Regions from separate parts of the Homo sapiens genome. Here region 1 is linked to region 2. A link is a loop called in an ENCODE intact Hi-C map of the cell type or tissue named here. Cell type or tissue: natural killer cell. All regions are shown on one strand. Links, peaks and the distances in the headings refer to the core of each region. The heading gives the core; the rest is flanking DNA. Region 1 overlaps FAM3C (FAM3 metabolism regulating signaling molecule C). Region 2 has its middle 43 kb from the start of FAM3C.

The links. A loop is a pair of places that touch in the nucleus more often than their neighbours do. Peaks named below come from ENCODE experiments on the same cell type or tissue, not always from the same donor. Only the 100,000 strongest peaks of a DNase experiment are listed, where the experiment ranks them.
Region 1: it touches region 2 in a loop (1.8-fold over the local background); 27 of 110 quality-filtered maps call a loop at or near these places.

The regions. Positions count from the first base shown.
Region 1 is chr7:121,384,383-121,387,300 of GRCh38, reverse strand. The region is part of intron 1 of FAM3C (FAM3 metabolism regulating signaling molecule C); the gene reads left to right. Among named protein-coding and RNA genes, the nearest start is that of FAM3C, 10 kb to the left of the region's middle. RefSeq lists a silencer at 1,804-2,001. In natural killer cell, for the core only: no CTCF peak of the experiment used is centred there; a DNase peak (open chromatin) is centred at 1,380; H3K27ac peaks cover 1,914 bases.
Region 2 is chr7:121,437,496-121,440,413 of GRCh38, reverse strand. No RefSeq gene overlaps it. Among named protein-coding and RNA genes, the nearest start is that of FAM3C, 43 kb to the right of the region's middle. RefSeq lists an enhancer at 1,685-1,979. In natural killer cell, for the core only: no CTCF peak of the experiment used is centred there; a DNase peak (open chromatin) is centred at 1,813; H3K27ac peaks cover 1,235 bases.

The DNA.
Region 1 (2,918 bases), core at 103-2,602, 53 kb after region 2:
TATTTCTTTTTATTAGGGGTTGACAAAGTACAACCCCTAGGCCTGTATGGCCCACAAGCCAAAACTGGTTTTCACATTTTTAAGTGGGTTGAAAAAAAATCAAAAGAATAATTTTGTGACACATGAACATTTTATGAAATTTAAATTTCAGTGTCTATAAAGAAAGCTTTATTAGAATATAATTAGACTCATTCGTTCACATGTTGGCTATGGTTGCTTTCTAGCTACAACTGCAGAGTGGCGTAATTGCAGTAGAGATTGTATGGTCCATAAAGCCTAAAAATATTTACCATCTGGCCCTTTTATAGAAAGAGTTTGCCAACAGTTGCCCTGTTTTACTCACATAAAAGTAGTTATTTATAGCAAACACAGTATTTTTTAAAAAATACCATGCTTTTGTTTGTAAATGCAACATCGGAGTAACCTACCCTAGTGACTCTTTGAGTTGTAGCATTCTTTTGATTTTAGTATTATCTCATTTTTCTCTTTTACTTTAAATGCTCTGGGGATAAAAATTTAATTTTTTACATTCTGTTCTTGAGGGGGTCTGTATTAGTCTGAGTTCTATAGAAAAACAGAACCAATTACATATATATATATATATATATGTGTGCGTGTGTGTGTGTATGTATAGATATAGCTCTAGATATATAGACATATATTCCTTATAATACATGTGGAGATAGCTTCATTTATATACAGGTATATGATTTGTATGTGCGTGTTTGTGTGTGTGTGTGTATATGTTTATTATAAGGGATTGGCTCATGAGATTATGAATGCTGAGAAGTCCAAGATCTGACAAGTTGGCAAGCTCTGACAGTCCAGGAGAATGAATGGTATAGTCTGGTCTGAGTCTGAAGGCATTGTCTCAGTTTAAAGATAGGCAAAGAAGGCGAATTCTCCCTTACTTATTAGAATCCCTTATTATTAGAATCATGGGAACTTTCTAAGTTGGTTGGGTTAAAATTGTCATTTGTCCAGCACTGAGTTGAAGTAGGATTGAATTGAATGATAGTTTCTCTATTTGTAGAGGATAACTTGTGGTATTTTCCTGTGGTTTAATTAAGTGCTGTTTGTTAATATTAAGTAGGTACATCAAAGGGTGTATTTGTACGTTTAATTTTCTTGTATCATTTCCATTTCAAGGAGGGGTTCCAATACCCAAGCTTAGTCATTTTGCCATACTGTTGAATTGCTGGAGTGGGTAGTTTGTAGCAATTCCCAAAGCAGTTTGCAAAAGCCAAGTTGATTGGCATGACATTTTGTCAACAAGCCTCTTATATTAGAGTGTGTCAGTGAACAGCTGGAGTGAAAAGGAAGTGGATTTGTTTGTAGCGTGAGCTTCTTACTTACCCTTCATGTGACCCTAGAGAAATCCCCTGATCTCATATATGCTGCTGTTTTAATGCCCCCAGCAACTAGAGGCTGGTGGGAAGATTACATAAAATAAGGGTGTGTGTGAATTGCACTGACATAAGTATGTATTCATACTTGGTTTATGTTAACTGGCAAGAAATCCCCCTCCTGGTAAATAATTTTTTATGACAATTTTGTCAATATAGAGTGATGTTTCTGTGGTTTATGTGATTTAGTCCACTTCCCAAGGAAATAATGGAAGTATCACTTGACCTTTGATTTTACTCTGTTGTTCCTGAAGTTAATTTATTCTAGAACAATGACTCCTTATTCACATAGTAGCTTGATTTCTACCTGAGTAATAAAACTTCACTAAATTAGATCAGAGTAGATAGTGGGGCCAAAGGAATGTTTAAATTGTCAACCATGTAAAGAAGTTTAGTACGTCCATCTGAGGCCCTAGTTCAGGCGCTCTTTCCAGCTGCAGTGTTTCATTGTCCAGCGACATTGTGGTGGCTGTCCTTGCTGTTGAATCTCAGGTGATTATGAACCTTACATATTAGCAACTGGATTTGGTTCAGTGACATATATTTATCAAAAACACTAAAACAAATTTTGGCCTATGTAACACTTTTTGGAGCAAATGTATAAATGTACTAAGTTGAGTTTTGGGGTTTTTTTTCCATCCTAAAAATATCCTTCTGTGACTCATTTTCTGGTTTTGGTAAGTGGCTCTAATATCTATATTTCTACCTTTTAATGAACATACTTATATATAAGCCCTTTCGCCTGTTGCCTCTAGATTTAGAGTTCTGAATTTCTAGCAAAGGCCTTTTTCTCCCTTTACTATTGTGCTCCTTTTCTCTGGACCTGTTCAATCCTTGTTTAATTATTGATGGTTTTCAGCCTGAAGTTTCCATTAAGTTTTTGCTTCCCTCACCCATACAAGATAATTGTATGTAAATATTTTCTTTGCTTTTACATGCCCCCTCTAAGAAGACAAATAGGAATGATTTAGAATTAGCACATTATCATCATACATAGATGCTCCTTGATTTGCTCTCAAATATATTCAATACTCCTATCCTGATGTAGATTCTTGAATCATTAATTTGCTTCTTAAGGAAATTAATTGAGGCATGTTATGGCTGAGATTTAATTTGATGAGATTTTAATTTAGAAATTTTACTAAATGTGAATTCTCTGAGACATTTTAATGGAAAACAGTTGTATTCAGCTAGACAATCATCATTGCTTATATTGTGGTCTTAGGGATGAGTTTAGAAACAGGTTTGTTGGGAGATACAAATGGGTGGCAGGTACATGCAGCATCCACTGCAAGGTGTGGCCTGAGCAGGCCATGGAAACAGTGAAATAGAACATCAAGTACCTGGTGCGTAACTGCTTATCACACTTTCAAAGAAATTTTCCTAGGTCACACTCAGATAAGAGTGAAGTTATTTTGGAAAATTAGCTGGCAGGAAAAGCATGTATATGTTATGAAAGCTGAGTTCAGTTTTGCCAGAAGCCAACAGAGGATTTATAACCAGTTGGGGTTT
Region 2 (2,918 bases), core at 270-2,769:
CAGTCTATCACTGATGGACTTTTGGGTTGGTTCCAGGTCTTTGCTATTGTGAATAGTGCCACAATAAACATACGTGTGCATGTGTCTTGATAGCAGCATGAGTTATAATCCTTTGGGTATATACCCAGTAATGGGATTGCTGGGTCAAATGGTATTTCTAGTTCTAGATTCTTGAGGAATCGCCATGCTGTCTTCCACAATGGTTGAACTAGTTTACAGTCCCACCAACAGTGTAAAAGTGTTCCTATTTCTCCACATCCTCTCCAGCACCTGTTTCCTGACTTTTTAATGATCGCCATTCTAATGGTGTGAGACGGTATCTCATTGTGGTTTTGATTTGCATTTCTCTGATGGCCAGTGATGATGAGCATTTTTTCAAGTGTCTGTTGGCTGTGTAAATGTCTTCTTTTGAGAAGTGTCTGTTCATATACTTCACCCACTTTTTGATGGGGTTGTTTTTTTCTTGTAAGTTTGTTTGAGTTCTTTGTAGATTCTGGATATTAGTCCTTTGTCAGATGAGTAGATTGCAAAAATTTTCTCCCATTCTGTAGATCGCCTGTTCACTCTGATGGTAGTTTCTTTTGCTGTGCAGAAGCTCTTTAGTTTAATTAGATCCCACTTGTCAATTTTGGATTTTGTTGCCATTGCTTTTGGTGTTTTAGACATGAAGTTCTTGCCTATGCCTATGTCCTGAATGGTATTGCCTAGGTTTTCTTCTAGGGTTTTTATGGTTTTAGGTCTAACATTTAAGTCTTTAATCCACCTCGAATTAATTTTTGTATAAGGTGTAAGGAAGGGATCCAGTTTCAGCTTTCTACACATGGCTAGCCAGTTTTCCCAGCACCATTTATTAAATAGGGAATCCTTTCCCCATTGCTTGTTTTTTTCAGGTTTGTCAAAGATCAGATGGTTGTAGATGTGTGGTATTATTTCTGAGGGTTCTGTTCTGTTCCATTGGTCTATATCTCTGTTTTGGTACCAGTACCATGCTGTTTTGGTAACTGTAGCCTTGTAGTATAGTTTGAAGTCAGGTAGCGTGATGCCTCCAGCTTTGTTCTTTTGGCTTAGGATTGTCTTCACAATGCGGGCTCTTTTTTGGTTTCATATGAACTTTAAAGTAGTTTTTTCCAATTCTGTGAAGAAAGTCTTTGGTAGCTTGATGGGGATGGCATCGAATCTATAAATTACCTTGGGCAGTATGGCCATTTTCATGCTATTGATTCTTCCTATCCATGAGCAGGGAATGTTCTTCCATTTGCCTGTATCCTCTTTTATTTCGTTGAGCAGTGGTTTGCAGTTCTCCTTGAAGAGTTCCTTCACATCCCTTGTAAGTTGGATTCCTAAGTATTATATTCTCTTTGAAGCAATTGTGAATGGGAGTTCACTCATGATTTGGCTCTCTGTCTGTTATTGGTGTATAAGAATGCTTGTGATTTTTCCACATTGATTGTGTATCCTGAGACTTTGCCTAAGTTGCTTATCAGCTTAAGGAGATTTTGGACTGAAACGATGGGGTTTTCTAAATATACAATCATGTCATCTGCAAACAGGGACAATTTGACTTCCTCTTTTCCTAATTGAATATCTTTATTTCTTTCTCCTGCCTGATTGCCCTGGCCAGAACTTCCAACACTATGTTGAATAGGAGAGGTCAGAGAGGGCATGGGTCCCACACCCACGAAGCCTCGCTCATTGCTAGCACAGCAGACTGAGATGGAACTGCAAGGCGGCAGCGAGGGTGGGGGAGGGGCGCCTGCCATTGCTGAGGCTTGAGCTGGTAAACAAAGCAGCTGGGAAGCTCGAACTGGGTGGAGCCCACCGCAGCTCAAGGAGGCCTGCCTGCCTTAGTAGACTCCACCTCTGGGGGCAGGGCATACCCGAACAAAAGACGCAGAAACCTCTGCAGACTTAAATGTCCCTATGTGACAGCTTTGAAGAGAGTAGTGGTTCTCCCAGCATGGAGTTTGAGATCTGAGAACGGACAGACTGCTTACCTTCTTATTAAAAAGATTTTGGATGCTGACCAAAAGTAATATCTGTGGTCAAGAAGGATTAGGGGAACTATCTTTATCTAGTCAGAGACCAGAGACCCTCTCTTTTATCTGGTCAGAGATCCTCCTTTTCTGCACCATTTTCTAATGGAATGTATAAAATGTGAAGCTACGTATACTTGTACTTGTTACAACAGAGAGAGCAAGTTCATCTCTGTAAATTACTAAGATAAGTAAAGGAAAGAATGTTAACTGAAACTATTAATCATGAGTTGAGAACTGAGAGAGTTCCAGAGAAGAGTTGTCATAGCACTAAGTGAAAGCCATTTATCAATGTGGAAGGCATGAGTGCAAATATGTAGGGAGGCTCTTCATATAAATAAAAAGGAAAGGATCTGCACCCTGGAGGAAGGTTCCAGCTGATATGATAAGGGGGGTGACTTCATATATCAGATCATCCATTTGAGGAGATAAAAATCTGGAATAATGTGCCCCAAGACAGACTCCCTCTTCAGAATTCTGTGAAGGTGCCTTCTTTAGAGCCACTTGGAGTTGTCTTGTTCCCTTTCGGGTTTTTTTTTTTTTTTTTCCTAAGACGAGGTCTCACTGGAGTGCAATGGCACGGTTATAGCTCACTACTGCAGCCTCCAACTCTTGAGTTCAAGCAATCCTCATACCTCAACCTCCTGAGAAGCTAGGACTACAGGTGGACACCACCATGCCTGACTAATTTTTATCATTTTTTTAGTCGAGACGAAGTCTTGCTATGTTGCCCAGGCTGGTCTCAAATACCTGGGCTCAAGCAATCCTCCTGTCTGAGCCTCCCAAAGTGCTGAGATTACAAGCATGAGCCACTGCACCTGGCCTGGCCTGTTGTCTTTAGGAATCCTTATTGTATCACCTTTCTCCCCTTCATTTCGTTCCTCT